Linked DNA regions of Homo sapiens: region 1 is linked to region 2. A link is a loop called in an ENCODE intact Hi-C map of the cell type or tissue named here. Cell type or tissue: HCT116. All regions are shown on one strand. Each heading gives the region's core, and the rest is flanking DNA. Links, peaks and the distances in the headings are about the cores only.

Evidence for each region. Peaks named below come from ENCODE experiments on the same cell type or tissue, not always from the same donor. Only the 100,000 strongest peaks of a DNase experiment are listed, where the experiment ranks them.
Region 1: it touches region 2 in a loop (4-fold over the local background); 3 of 110 quality-filtered maps call a loop at or near these places.

The regions. Positions count from the first base shown.
Region 1 is chr12:40,331,975-40,339,825 of GRCh38, forward strand. LRRK2 (leucine rich repeat kinase 2) reads left to right here. Exons shown (of 51, transcript NM_198578.4): 40 at 2,993-3,183. Among named protein-coding and RNA genes, the nearest start is that of MUC19, 57 kb to the right of the region's middle. In HCT116, for the core only: a CTCF peak has its summit at 4,759 (motif pointing right); no DNase peak of the experiment used is centred there.
Region 2 is chr12:40,618,803-40,626,653 of GRCh38, forward strand. No RefSeq gene overlaps it. Among named protein-coding and RNA genes, the nearest start is that of CNTN1, 70 kb to the right of the region's middle. In HCT116, for the core only: a CTCF peak has its summit at 3,626 (motif pointing right); DNase peaks (open chromatin) are centred at 3,347 and 3,659.

The sequences.
Region 1 (7,851 bases), core at 1,732-6,731, 290 kb before region 2:
GGAAAGAGGGTACCTCTTTTGAGTACTTGTATTTCAAAGGAATCAAATGGCCTACATAATAACCCATTAAATAAATAGATGTCTCTCAGCCCCAGTGAGTCATCTGTGCTTTTCTCAACAAGCACTATGTTCAGGGCAATGCTTTGTGCTAATTGGCTTTAGGCCTTTGTTACCAAACTGATCACTGTGGCCCTGAGGGTGCTGTTACTTAGAATATTCCCACCTTTTCTGAGAGGCTGATGTTGGGGTCACTTCCCCCTGAACTAAAGTCCAGGGGCTGCATGGGTGAGGGTTGAGTAACTCAGTACTCTAAGGAGGAAAGGAAGGGGAATATACACTGTTAGTTAACAGTGGTTATTCCTGTATTCTCTCTTGTTTGGATTCTACTGGGGATTTCTTTCTTTTTTTGAGTCTTTATTGACATTAGGAATGAGAGATAGAAACAGGGTGAGAGAGGAAGTAAAATTAAATGTGAATTCTTCCATCTTATACCAGAACTCAACTGTATTTTTGGAATCTATATATCCTTACTTTTCCCTTGATTTATTACAAAAAATTCTTAGTGGCTACACTAAGTAAATTTTGTAACCTTTAAAAAATACATAGTTATAATATTTTAAGTACTCTGAGTAATAGAAGATTTCATGTGAGTACAAAATATCCTGGGGGCATTTTAATTATTAGTAACAACAGTCACACTGTAGTTCTAGAACCAAATTGAACATTTTATATATAGAAGCTTATCTGTGAATCAAATCTGACATAATCTCTTTTAATGTGTAGGTAATTTCTTATATAAATTGATTTTTTGGCCTTGCTGTCAGCATGCATTTCAAATTTTACACCATGTGTTTGGGGAGCTATGGTGGAAATTAGTACATTAAAAATGTCTACAGAGCCAATTAGTGTATAAGCAGGGAGGCAAACTAAGGGAATGGTGGAAGAAATTAAAAAAAAAGGGGTGTGCATAATGTGCTTCTTCTCTTAAAAAAAAAAAAAGAAAAAGACAACAACAAAAAGAAAGAAAAATGACATTTGACGGTCATTCTACCAGTAGTCATGGGGCAGATCTATATTATACTGTACTATTACGCTGTTTTTTCTTTGCAATTAGTGAGTTGCTTTTCCAGGATAGAAAATTTGGATTAGACCTCTGTCTGTGCCTATGAAAACAAGCAGAGCTAACTTAACTCCTTCTCATCAGTTCTAACCAACTGACATGGGCATTAAAAAAAAGATTTTATCTACTAAGCAAATATGATCACAGTCTGAAGCTTTGTTCTTGGAAAATCCCCTCTCAGGGTGTTCAGCCTTTCTTCTTCAGCTTGCAGAATTCTCCATGTTTCAGTTTCCTGATAAATCAGTGGGCGCCGCTACTCCACATCTTTGAAGCTGGTTGTTAAGAAGCAGTGCTTCTGCAGCAATCACAGTTTAAAGCATGAATCAATTTAACATCACACAAGCTATACATTTCAACAGAGTTACAGTTTCAGAGTAAAGTGCAATATACAGTATAAAGCGAATCTGGAATTCAAGCCCAACAATGTCATAAAAGAGGCTGTGAAGTCTCACATGATGTGGGCCACAGAGAGGGTTGTTGCCATTGGATCTTAGCTCAAATACTACCACATCTTCGGAGTGGCCTGCCATGGGCCACCCTTACTAAGGCAATCCCTCTGTCCAAGCCAAAATGATATCTCGGACTTTTTTTGAATTGCAGAGAGATTGTTGCAGCCAGGGATTGCCTTAGTAAGGGTGGCCCATGGCGGGCCTCTCTGAGGATGTGGTAATATTTGAGATAAGATCTGAATGGCAAGACTTCAGCCATGTGAAGGGTGGAGGGATTTCTAGGGAAAGGGGTCAGCACAGGCAAAGACCCTATGATGGGAAGAAGCTGGGCACAGCTTGGGATTGAATGAATGCCAATGTGGCTGAAGGGTGGTGATTGAAGAGGAGGGGGAGACGAGAAGGTCTGGAAGGCCTGGGGCATGATCAGATCAGGTGCTGAGGCCGTGGAAGTAGATGGGATTTTCATCTAAGGGAAATGGGAAGTCATTAGAGAGTTTTCAGGAGGGGATGATATGTATTTTTTTAAAATTGAGCATTATCCTCGGTAAACTTTTGTAGTCGTTAAACCAGAGATTATAAGCAGGTTTTACCTCATATGCCAGTTGCAGCTGATTAGTAGTGGCTATAGAGAATCCTGGGCTGAGAAGGATACTGTGGCTAACCAGAATTCAGTAGATGAGTTTGACGTGGCCTGTTAGTATGACTACACTGTGTGCACTGTTTCTGCATTAAATGTCTGATAAAAACAGAGCCAAAGGAAAAATAGAACTTAAAAATTTAATTCTGACAGTACAGTTGACCCTTGAAAAACATAAAGGTTGGGGTGCTGACCCCTTGTGCAGTCACAAATTTGCATATAACTTTTGACCTCCCCAAAAAACTGAACCACTGATAGCCCACTGTTGACTGGAAGCTTTACTGATAACATAAACACTTGATTAACACATGTTTTATATGTTATCTGTATTATATACTCCATTCTTACCATAAAGCAAGCTAGAGAAAAGAGTATTTTATTTAAAAAATCATAATGAAGAGAAATATATTTAATCTTCGTTAAGTAGAAGTGGATCATTATAAAGGTCTTCACCCTCATCATCTTCACATTGAGTGGGCTGAGGAGGGGGAGGTAGAGGAAAGGTTGGTCTTGCTGTCTCAAGAGTGGCAGAGGTGGAAGAAAATTTATGTATATGTGGACTCATGCACTTCAATCCCATGTTGTCCATAGGTCAACTGTAGTTTCAAAACCAGCTTTTTATTACTGAAAATACGGGAAAAAAAACTCAGAGAAGAAATGGAAAGTTTGCTATGATCCAGTCATACAGAGAAATCCATGTTCAGCCTGTTGATGCACTTTAAAGAAGGAGATACGTGGGTAAAACCTGATGTTGAATTACTCTTACATGATTTTGGACTTTTGCAGGAGCTTGTGGTGCTTTGCCACCTCCACCACCCCAGTTTGATATCTTTGCTGGCAGCTGGGATTCGTCCCCGGATGTTGGTGATGGAGTTAGCCTCCAAGGGTTCCTTGGATCGCCTGCTTCAGCAGGACAAAGCCAGCCTCACTAGAACCCTACAGCACAGGATTGCACTCCACGTAGCTGATGGTTTGAGGTAAGTAGGTCATGTTGTTTTCTATTCAGTGCATGACAAGTGTGATCCAGACTTGCTCTCAGGTTCTGAGAACACTTCCCAGTAACACTGTGCCCCAGTAACAATTTATAAACAATTTGGATGAAAACTACCATTTCCCTGATCAAATTTTGTAATTTCAGAAAATAAGAGTATGGAAACCATGCAGAACCTCATAGCAAGTAGTAATAGACTTTGAACCCACAAGTTCTGCTCTAGAACCCATCATCTTAACCCTGTACTGATCTGCCTTCTATAAAAATGTATAAGTTAGGCTTCACAGTATCAAAGTAAGTGTCAATTACATGATTCCAATGAGGAAAGATGAGTCCATACTTCTCAAGGGGACTAGAGTGATTCATGTTGGATTCTTCGGCATGACCATCTCACATGTCTCAGAGGCACACCTAACCCTGCATCCAGAGCAAGCTTTGGAGAGGGAGCACACTGGAGTGGAAAGGCTGTGGTCTTTGAAGACAAAAGGCCTGGGATTCATCACTATTCCACACATTTAGTAACTGTGATTTTATATCTCTGATTCCCATTTTTTAAATAGTCTGTGAACCATGACTAATATTTAATGCATAAAATTATGATGACTTCTGTAATAATTGGAGACATTCCAGATGAAACTCTTGATGTCCCCTCTGCCATTGCTCCCCAACCCCAGTCACCCTGTTACACCTGAGAGTCACCTTACATTCCTTTCTTCCTCTCTCATTTCACAGCTAATCCTTCAGCAAATCTTTTCAGCTCTGCCACCAAAATATATCTTAATGCTTCTAACAATTTCTCTCACTAACGTCTAAATCTGAGCCAGTATCATCTCTCATTGCCTACTGGTCCCCTGCTTCTACCTCTGTCTCATGATAGTCCCATTCCTCACCCAGCCTCTGGAGTGATTTTTCTAACATGAAAGTTGGATCAGGACTTGTTCCTGTTATTACCCCTCCCCTGCCTTATTTCTTGGGTACAGTGCTCAGCCACTCCCATCCCTGAGGTTCCTTGCAGATACCAGAGGCTTTATATCTGCTGTTGATTTCACTCAGGAATGTCTGACTCCCAGATGTGCTCTCTACTTATTATAAAGGATTATCTGAATCTTTCTGAATCCTTTCATTTAGGACTCTCAGCAGAGAGGATGTCCGCAACGACCCTTTGTCTCTCCAGCCCCTATAGGACTATTGCTGCCTAGGATTCTTTATGTTTTCATTTTTTAAAAACTTATTTATTGTCTGTCTTGCCATCAGAATCTAAGTACCATGAAAGAAGGGACTTTTCGTCTTGTTTGCCATTGTATCTCTAGCTCCTAAAATAGTAAGCCTTCAGAATTACTGTGTTGACAGTAGGGGAAGGGGGAGAAAGGAGGAAAGAAGGAAAACAGTGCCTGGGGCATAGAAGCCAAGCAGTGTATGCAACTTTCCTTCTCTTCTTTCTCTTCTGAAATGCTATGAATATGCCTTTTAGGTAGTATCCAGAAATGTTCCTTCCTGAAAGGGTCCAGAAACTACTGAAAACTGTACAGATTATGAAATGAAACAGGGTGCAGGGATTTGGATTTGAGTTGATGTTTCTGCTTTTGAACACCAGGGGGAATCTTGGGTTACATTAATCTAGGTAAAGTGCAGAATAGTCTCCTGTATTTCAGTGCCCTCTTTCCTTCATTTAACTAACTCTAGGTTCTAGTTTTTCCCTAATTCTTCCACAAATCCCCAAAGTGTTTATTTATAAAGTGAAGAATTGCTATTTTTTAACACTGTTCGAAACACCTTATCTCTAAAATGACTTATTCTAGTTCTCTGAAACCTTACTTTAAATAACAAATCCAGCAGTTTCTGATGAAGTAAATGAAATGTCAGCATATTTTAAAATAATTTGCCTAATTTGTTCTTAGCATAATGCCAGAAAAGCTTTCTGGATTTTGTATCACAAAAGGCTAGTAGATTTCAGTAGCTATCAATCTTCTACCAGCACTAAGTATATTTTAAAAACTCAGCATTAAGGTTTATTTTTCCAAGTATGTTTCAGCACAGGAAATAAAATCATGCTCCTTTGGAGTCCCTTAAATGCTGGAGCTGTTTAGAGTGACATACAAGAACTTTCTTCACGTTACATGCTCTCTCTTCCTCCATCTTGCTTTTAACTGTTAGCTTACTTCTCCAATTCAATCCACTTCGTTTGAACTCTTTATCATAATTCTATAAAACTTATGAAAATACAGTCAACTGCATTTTCTGTATGTTTCTGTGTTTCAATATCTTCAAAATGGAATGTACTGCCTTGGTACATCACCCACTATGAATCTGTTATTTCTGTTATATCCCACAGTTGCCAGGCCAGGATACTTGTCCCATCCAGGCCAAACACCTTCCCCCGAAAGCAAGTATGCATTTGTCCACCAGGTCCTTGACTCTATTTTACATTATCTTTTTAGTCAATTCATTTATTTTTATGCCACTCCTGCTGTCTTGGTTCAGTATGTCCAGGGAATTATCAGAATTTCTTTTCTAAAATAAAAATCTGTTTATGCTTGCAATTCCTTGACAGTTCTCAATTATCTGCAAAGTGCATCCAAACTTCTTGGCATAGCATCAAAGATCTTTCTGTATGCCTCTTGCTTCCCTTTGCGGCCCCTGCCACCCCACTGCCCACACTGCATTCTAGCCGTGATGACAGGCTTGAATTTTCAGTTATGCTCATGTCTGTCCATCATTGTATTTGTTATTCCTCTCTTTCCACCAAGTTGTCTGCCTAGAGAGCTCATTTTCCTTAAGAATTTCTTCACAAACCATCTCTACTATGAAGCTCAAGTGTGTCATGAAGTGTTAGCTTCTCCAACTTGTGTTTCTTGCAGACACTCTGTGCAAGACATTGACTTAGGTGCTAAAGAGGGAAAGCTAGATATTATATTGTTCTTGAGGTTGAAAGCTTACAGTCTAGTAGGAGAGTCAACTTTGCTGTCTTTACCTCAGTGTTTTTCTCCCTCTGTGCTTCCCTAGCACGTGGTACTTACATATTTCTGGAATCTTGATTAAACACCTGTTTGAGGACTGTCTGAGCACAATCCTTCTGGATTGTGACACCCTCAAGGGAGCAGAGATACAAAGATGGCTTTGTATACTAAATGACTGGCCCTCATAGATACCTAGTACATATTTGTCAAATAAATGAATGCATTCTATTTTTGGAATAATTCTATTCAGAATCAGATAAAGTTTACTTTAAGCTATGAAGAAAGAAGTCTCTTAGCAACTCTTACAATAATCACAATCAAAGAATGACTGTTTAACTTAATATAAACCAGTTTGTTTTAATAAAATATTTGACAATAGTCATGGTTACACAATGCATAAATTATGGCTAAATTATTATCAGGAAGGAAAAATCTTTACTTATTATTTCAAAAGCTATTTTGCTAGTCTATTAAAAGCTATTAGAACTGCACTTCTTAAGATTAAATTCTATAATTGAACATTTTAACTAACCAAGATATTATCTCTTTGCCACTGACATTATTTCAAATTAAGCTTAACTATTTCTTTTTAGCCTTTGGAAAGTATTCTGAAAGAGTCTGTGTTCTATAAATATACTTAAAGAGGCATGTCTTATAAAGGATTTGGATACTATTCAATGATGTATGACTTGGCTTTAGCTTTTTTATTCTTAATCTCTCAGCTTTTCTCTTCAGCAGGGGAAGAGTACCTAATGGCCTTTCAGTAATCCCTTGGTAAATTTTTCTTTCAAGCCCATTACTTACTGTGAAGGTCAACTTCATTAGTGTATTTATCTTATTTTTTTCAGCCCAAAATAGGTATATTGAAATGAATGGGCCTAATGTCAAATGTCCCGACTACATCCTGGAAGAGAGAGAATCTTCAGCTGTATTAGTTGATGCAGTTAAATAATATGTACTCTCCAGGCCCTCATACAATTGAAAGTTCAGGGTATCGTTGCTGCTCTGCTTCTAATCCTTCCAGAAGTGATTGGTGCTAGGTGATGGAGTAACTATTAATTGATATAATGTGAGCCAAAACCAACAGTCACGAATAAGCAAAGGATTTAAATTTAACTCCATTAAGTCTTGTGAGAAATTATTTTCAACATAGGTTATAACATACCTGTGACATCACATGAAATGCTGTAGTCAATTTGACATCATGGGGCAGAGAAGACAGAGTTGGAAATCAGAATTTTATAGACATCTAATGTGATAATAACATTAGTAGCTGAGATGCGGTAAGCTCTTTGACCATGTTTCCAGAATGGATAAGACCTGGTTGAGATGAAAACTTTACACTGTTTTTTTATATTAACTATCTTTTACTCTTTGCCTGAAATGTCCAACTCTAGTTGCTCGTGATTGCGTGGGTCAGTCTCCAGAAGGTTGGACTTTAATATTACCCGTCATCTTTTCCAAGACAAAATTGTATTCATTCTAACTCTTAGCCCCAAATTTTCTTTTTTAACCTTAATATCTAACATGATTAGGTTTATGGTAAATTATATACTCAAACAGAAGAAGAGACTAATAGCAAGCAAAAGTCTTATATTTTCATTTGTTTTCATCCAAAAAGTAGAAAATATTTTCCAAACATTGGGAAACATTTTAGTCAGAAAAATAAATATCAATGATAAATAGAATAGAGAAAA
Region 2 (7,851 bases), core at 1,049-6,048:
AACACATTTCTTCACTGAAATCTCTAGGTCACTCAATCTGCTGAAGCAGTCTTAAGCTCTGCTGATCCCAGTCAGAGGCCAGAAGGAACATTTGCTTAAATTCAAAACTCTCTCTGCAATATACCCAGGATTTGGGGTTCACAGAGAAAAAATCCAATAAGCCTAAACTGGCTACTGATAGATTCTGAGACAGGAGTAGGTTAGAGGTCAAACGTGGAAGATGATATTGGGGCTTAGAGACTGATACCCCAGAATATGGTACTTTGACATGGAAAACTGAAGAAGCCTCAAGATCTCTCTGACTCTCCTCCAACTCCTGTCTCTCAATCTCTGTCTCTCCCAATGTGCAGAATAAAAATGTTCTTGAAGTTCCCTTATCTGGCAAAAGTCCGGACCCACCAAAGAAGAAAGCAATTACCTCTGGTCCCTTCCTGAGTTTTCATTAACTGAACTCCTTTGGCCAGAATGAAGATGAAAGTCTCAACACACCTGCACACATTTGCAAACTACTGCTCTGCAGGTCCAACAGACTTTGTCCCAGGCCCCTGTATGTTTTTTAAGTCTATTGAATTTCCCTAAAAATCCCATACTACCCACCTAAAATCATCCACATTTCCCCATCTCCATTTCTCCTAATAAGAAGGGTATATAAGTATCTGTACCCCATTGTGTGAGTGGGGAATCACTCTGTGATTTTTACCCCATGCACATTAATACATCTGTGTGCTTCTTCTCTTATTAATCTGTCTTTTGTCTGTTGATTTTTAGTGAAACTTCAGAGGGCAAAGGGGACGTTTTCCCATGGCCCCTACAGTGGGATAGAGATCACATTTTGGTATAGAGCTGGGGACTTTAGAAATAATATGAATGGGGTACTATATGGTCACAGTTAGTGGGCTGAGGGAAAAAAACAAAAAAAAACATGTTAAGGCCATCTAACGGGATGATTCTTATAGTCTGGTTTGTCTTGTCTTCTTTTGCTATAGCTTCCCTAGGTGATATTTTCAATAATTGTGGATTAAAGTAATATCTTTATGCTGGTCACTACTAAATTTACATTTCAAGTCCAGATCTTCCTTCTGGGAAGCACTCTCAAAACTTCTTCCTACACAGTATTTTCACAAGGGTGTCTCAAAGGCACAGTCTCCAAAACAGACATCTTTCATTTTCCACCAATTCATCTTTCCGTTTCATTCTTCTTCATCTCAAAAAGTGGCAATACCACCCTCCTGTCAATTGCTCATGATCAAAATGTCTTCCCTTTTCTTTATTCACCTAAGTCCCATTGATTTGACTTTCAAAAGATTTTTGGATCTACTCATTTCTCTGAAAGTCTCCTGTCATCACAAAGTACAAAGTACCAACACCTATTTCCTAGATCATGGTGTTAAATTCCTAATTCACTTTTATAAACTTTCTTTCCTGTCCTCTTACAATACATTGATTGCCAGCAATGACTAAACCGAAAATGTAAATTGCATCATGCCATTATTTTGCTTAAAGCTTCCCAATGTTTACTCATTGAACTCGAAATAAAATCCTAAGTCTTTTCAGTGGCCTAAAGGCCCTGCATTATCTAGGCCTAGCTGCAATTTTCTCTATTCCCACCACGACATACTCCCACTACAGATCTCTAGTATCTCTGGATACTGAGTGTTCCAGCTCTATCCTAGCTCATTGCTTTTGCACATGCTATTGAGAGGTGACAGCGTGCTAGCAGTCCTCACAGCCCTTGCTCGCTCTCGGCGCCTCCTCTGCCTGGGCTCGCACGTTGGCGGCACTTGAGGAGCCCTTCGCCCGCCACTGCACTGTGGGAGCCCCTTTCTGGGCTGGCCAAGGCCAAGGCCCCTCAGCTTGCGGGGAGGTGTGGAGAGAGAGGCACGGGCAGGAACCGGGGCTGCGCGCGAGTTCCGGGTGGGCGTTGGCTCGGCGGACCCCGCACTCGGAGCGGCAGGCCGGCCCCACCGGCCGGGGCAGTGAGGGGCTTAGCACCTGGGCCAGCAGCTGCTGTGCTCAATTTCTCGCTGGGCCTTAGCTGCCTTCTTGCGGGGCAGGGCTCGTGACCTGCAGCGCGCCATGCCTGAGCCTCCTCCCCACTCCGTGGGCTCCTGTGTCGCCCGAGCTTCCCCGACGAGCGCGGCCCCTGCTCCATGGTGCCCAGTCCCATTGACCACCCAAGGGCTGAGGAGTGCGGGCGCACCGCGCGGGACTGGCAGGCAGCTCCACCTGCAGCCCCGGTGAGGGATCCACTGGGTGAAGCCAGCTGGGCTTCTGAGTCTGGTGGGGACATGGAGAACCTTTATGTCTAGCTAAGGGATTGTAAATACACCAATCGGCACTCTGTATCTAGCTCAAGGTTTGTAAACACACCAATCAGCACCCTGTGTCTAGCTCAGAGTTTGTGAATGCACCAATCAACACTTCGTATCTAGCTAATCTGGGGGGGATGTGCAGAACCTTTGTGTCTAGCTCAGGGATTGTAAAGGCACCAATCAGCACCCTGTCAAAACAGACCACTGGGCTCTACCAATCAGCAGGATGTGGGTAGGGCCAGATAAGAGAATAAAAGCAGGCTGCCCTAGCCAGCAGTGGCAACCCGTTGGGGTCCCTTCCACACTGTGGAAGCTTTGTTCTTTCGCTCTTTGCAATAAATCCTGCTGCTGCTCACTCTTTGGGTCCACACTGCCATTATGAGCTGTAACACCATGAAGGTCTGCAGCTTCACTCCTGAATCCAAGGAGACCAGGGACCCACCGGGAGGAATGAACAACTCCAGACGCCCGCCTTAGGAGCTGTAACACTCACTGAGAAGGTCCGCAGCTTCACTCCTGAGCCAGCGAGACCACGAACCCACCAGAAGGAAGAAACTCCCAACACATCCGAACATCAGAAGGAACAAACTCCAGATGCGCCACCTTAAGAGCTGTAACACTCACTGCGAGGGTCCACAGCTTCATTCTTGAAGTCACTGAGACCGGACACACTCTCTCTTCTGTCTAAAATGCACTCATCTCAATTTTTTTCCGTGACTAGCTCATTATCTTCTTTTTAGGTCTCAACTGCAGTGCTACATCATCATGAGGCCTTCCATGACCACTGACCCTTGCTCTCTTCAAAACTATTATTAAAGTTTGCAACTGCTTATTTATCTATCTCATTTATTTGTCTGTCAGTCACCCTCACTACAATGCAAGCTGCATAACTCCTTTGTTTACTACATTATCCCAGCCGTCTGTTAAATTAATGAGTTGATGAATAGTCAAGGAGCGTATTTTGTTAATACAAGGAAGCAATTTGAGAAGATGGACCAGAAGAAGCCTCTCTGGTCAGAGGGAGTTTCCAAGGAGTTTTGGGTTTCCAATCAAGATTCCCAGTCAGCCCTGCCTTATGTCAAAGGAGTTTGTTAACATCCCTCGTATTGTGAATCCTACTGTATTTCCACCTCCTAGTTGTTAAGTAGGGGAACCGTTGAGCATTTCAAGAATTGTAGTGACCAGAGAAGCCTTATCCCAGATGGAGCAATTTCTCTTGGGTTCTCAAAACTGCTTAACTCTTGGTTTTACTGGCCTATTTTCTTCACAGAGACTTAAAAGTGGGACCTCAAGAGATAGTCTGATGGCAAAAAGGGCTGCCACCAGATGGCAGCAAAGAGTTGTCTTCTTGCATGGTTACTTTTAAATCTTGCCCCTATTTAGAGGTATTAAAATATGATTGTTTCTGAAATACACTTACATCATCAATGACTTTCCCATTTGGCATTTGTATCTGTTTATTTCAAACACTTCCAGTTCATAGATTCAATGGGAAAATTCCACTAGATAAAGGGATATCTTCAGAAAAGAAAAAACTCAAATTGGAAATTTTTTGAATGAAAAATGATAGGGCTGGGCTTTGTGGCTCATGACTGTAATACCAGCACTTTGGGAGGCAGAGATGGGAGAATCGCTTGAAGCCAAGAATTCGAGGACAGCCTGGCCAACATGGCAAGACCCCTTTCTCTACAAAAACAAAAAACATTTAGCCAGGCATGGTGGCATGCACCTTTGGTCCCAGCTACTTGAGAGGCTGAGGTGGAAGGATCGCTTGAGCCCAGGAGTTTGAGGCTGCAGTGAACCATGATCAGGCCACTGCACTCCAGCCTGGGCAACAGAGCGAGAACTTGTCTCAAAGAAAAAAAAAAGGCTTTTCTTTCCTAGAAAATTACTTAACTTTAACCTTAGAATCTTACAATCAACATAGAATGTATGTAATTTGAGTTATGATGAAGACTTTTATGTTTGAAAATGAATTAATTCACTTGACACCAACTGACTAAAAAAAAAATAAGAAATATAAGGAAAGGTATGTGCTGCTGTATCAGGTGCTCTCAATAGTGATGCACTAACACCTGTGTAGTTTTATTAATCATTGGGATCATTTTGCTATCCTGTTGGAATTGAACTACTTAGGCTGGCATAAAAGCCTTTAACATTCTACATTTGAATTAGCGTCACTAACTCACTACAATCACTTCCCCCTCCATTATCTACTCTAGTCATGATAAACTCCCCACTTCCCAAACACTTCAATCACATCAGTGCCTTTGCTCATGCCAATCCCAGGTCTATGAGTAATCCAGCAGCTCTTTTGAGTTGAAAAATATCTATTTATTTTTCAAGAACCATCGCAAATGTAACTCCTTCTGGAGGCTTTTCTGCCTTTCATTCTCTTTCACACAGAAAGACCCTCTTCTTTGAGTTTCTATATGTCACCTCATGCAATCATTCATCCAGTAAATAACTATTAGATAATTCACCATGCATTATATCTAATGTGCTGAGTAAATAACAAGCACATCACTGCTATCATAGACTATAGAAGGATAAGGAGAAATTAAATGAAGAGTTATTGTATGTTGAATGCTATAAAGATCTATAGGACATATATCTTTTACATGTGATAGAGGATTTCCTGAATGCTAAAACAGATCTAAAGAATGAATAGAAGCCATCTAGACAAAGAGAGGGGAGGCAGAAATTCTAGGTAGAAAAAAAAAGAACATGTGAAAAACCACTCAGAAGATGGTATCTATTAATTCAAGGAATCACTAGTTCAGTGTGGTGGAGCAGAGAGAGTAAGGGGAAGGACACTCAAATGAGGGTGGAGAGTTAGGAAGGGGAGTGGATAGTTCAGACTCTTTAAAGCCTTATTGAGGATGCTGGACTCTACCCAACAGTAGGGAAAAGTCAGCAGCAGCTTTTAAGAAGAGTGATAAAATAATCAGATGTGGATTTGATCCATTACTGTAACCCTAAAATAGAGAATGGATTGGAGAAGAGCACAAGTAGGTTTGAGGAAGTGTAGGGAGGTTATCGGAATAGTCTCAGCAAGTGCTTTTGATAGATTGGACTAGGGCTGTAACCATGGGGATGGAGAGAAGTAGATTGATTTGAATGTTATTAAAGAGGCAACATTGCTGGACTTGGTGATTGGTTGTGGGGAATAAGGGAGAAGAAGGAATCAAGTGGGCTCTAAGGTTTCTAGATTGAGCCACCGTATATAGATGATTGTGCTATTTCCAGGGGTGATTTGATTTTTATATTACTGATTAATATTTAGAGTTACATGGCTCCTTTGTTTAATGTGCTCAAGACGTATATAATAAGAATAAATGTCATGTTATTTCAAAACTAGGATATCAAACTTATAAAATTCATGTTTAAAATAATTTCTGGAATTCTAAAGAAATACAAGTTGTAAAAAAAAAAAATGTCGGCCGGGCGCGGTGGCTCACGCCTGTAATCCCAGCACTTTGGGAGGCCGAGGCGGGCAGATCACAAGGTCAGGAGATCGAGACCATCCTGGCGAACACGGTGAAAGCCCGTCTCTACTCAAAAAAAAAAAAACAAAAAAAACAAAAAACTTAGCCAGGCTTGGTGGTGGGCGCCTGTAGTTCCATCTACTCAGGAGGCTGAGGCAGGAGAATGGCGTGAACCTGGGAGGTGGAGCTTGCAGTGAGCCGAGATTGCGCCACTGCACTCCAGCCTGGGTGACAGAGCAAGACTCTGTCAAAAAAAAAAAAAAAAAAGTCATAATAATGAAGAGACATATCAGACTAGGACACCTGCAGTAATAATTACTCCTACTGCTATCAAATTCTGCCTATGTTTGCTGCTTAAAGGAAGCTTTTGCCCTTTCCTCTCTGTTTTCTGATCCTAGTAAGATTCACATCCTCCTGCATTTTACATATGTAATGCTTTAGAAATTAAAAATAGAATCTGCAAGCTGCAGAAATTCTAATTGAACATTTTAATAACTTCTTTTCTTTGGATTAATCAACTTTCCAAAGCATGAGCTATTTTTAGCATCAGTTACACTTCTACCTTTGTGCCCAATTCTAATTCTCTTCACATCACAGAGGATCTCTTTACAGCACTCTCTTTGAAATCAATCAGCGCTTTCAGGAGTTATGCAGTGGAGGATGAGAATTGGGTCATGGCGGACATTCTCCCTCACATAAGGCTGAATTCTTTCACTTCCAGGTGCAAAGACAGAGTTAGATAATTACCAGTTAAAGAGCAAAAAGAAGACCATTAGAGTAAACCCTTCCTTACCCCCCACCCCGCCAAAAAAAACAAAAAAAAAACACACAAAAAAAACAAAAACTTACCTTGGTAATGCTATTTCAGATTGGTCACGTTGTTGTTCTGTTTCCAGAATTTTAACTTCACCAAGAAACAAATTACACTGAATAAATTTGCTATTAAAATTCCTGGTCTGCAAAATGGGAAGCAATATCTAATGCAACCTCCTCATACCCAACTTAACACTTAGATTCCTGGGAAGATCCTGAAAAGACCAGGAGGCAATCTACTGCCTGACAGATAATCTACTTGCAGGAACTTTAGACATTTCTATTAATTGTATGTTTGATGGAATTTGGAGTAAGGTAACAATAGTGATTTGCCCTCCCCCTTCCTTTTTAAGAGGAAGAGAGTCAACACACTACCTGAAAGAAGGTTGTGAGATCTTTCATCCTTCCCCCACTGCCAATCTGTTCATTAGAGTTTCAGGTTCTATATTAGTCCATTTGTGTTGCTATAAAGGAATACCTGAGACTGGGTAATTTATAGGGGAAAAAGTTATTCGGCTCATGATTCTGATTGGCTGGAAGAGTAGTCATCTGGTGAGGGCCTCAGGCTGCTTCCACTCATGGTGGAAGGGGAAGGGGGTCTGGCAGATGTGGAAATCACGGAGATGCCAGGATCTTCTTAACAACCAGATATCCTGGGAACTGAAAGAGTGGGAACTCACTCACTTCCCCATCCAGGGAGGGTATTTATCTCTTCACAACGGATCCACCCCCATGACCCAAACACCTCCCATTAGGCCCCACCTCCAACATTGGGGATCAAATTTCAACACAAGATTTGGAGGAGACAAACATCCAAACTATAATGCATATCGACCAGAAAAGAGGAAAATCATGTCTTTTCTTCATTCATATTGATTTTGAAGTTGTCAGAAGGCTACTCTTCTAGCCTTTCTCCCAACTCCCATTATTCAAATAAAGTGAGGTAGATGGGATCAGGGTAGACCAGAGCAATAAATAATTCAGGGGAAAGGCTAGGCATGGTGGCTCACACCTGTAATCTGAGCATTTTGGGAGGCTCACGTGGGCAAATCCCTTGAGCTCAGGAGTTCGAGAACAGCCTGGGCAATATGGTGAAACCCCGTCTCTACAAAAAATTTGCTGGGCGTGATAGAACATGCCTGTAGTCCCCCGCTACTTAGGAGGCTGAGTGGGAAGCTCATCTGAGCTTGAGAGGCGGAGGTTGCAGTAAGCCTAGATTGCAGCATTGCACTCCAACC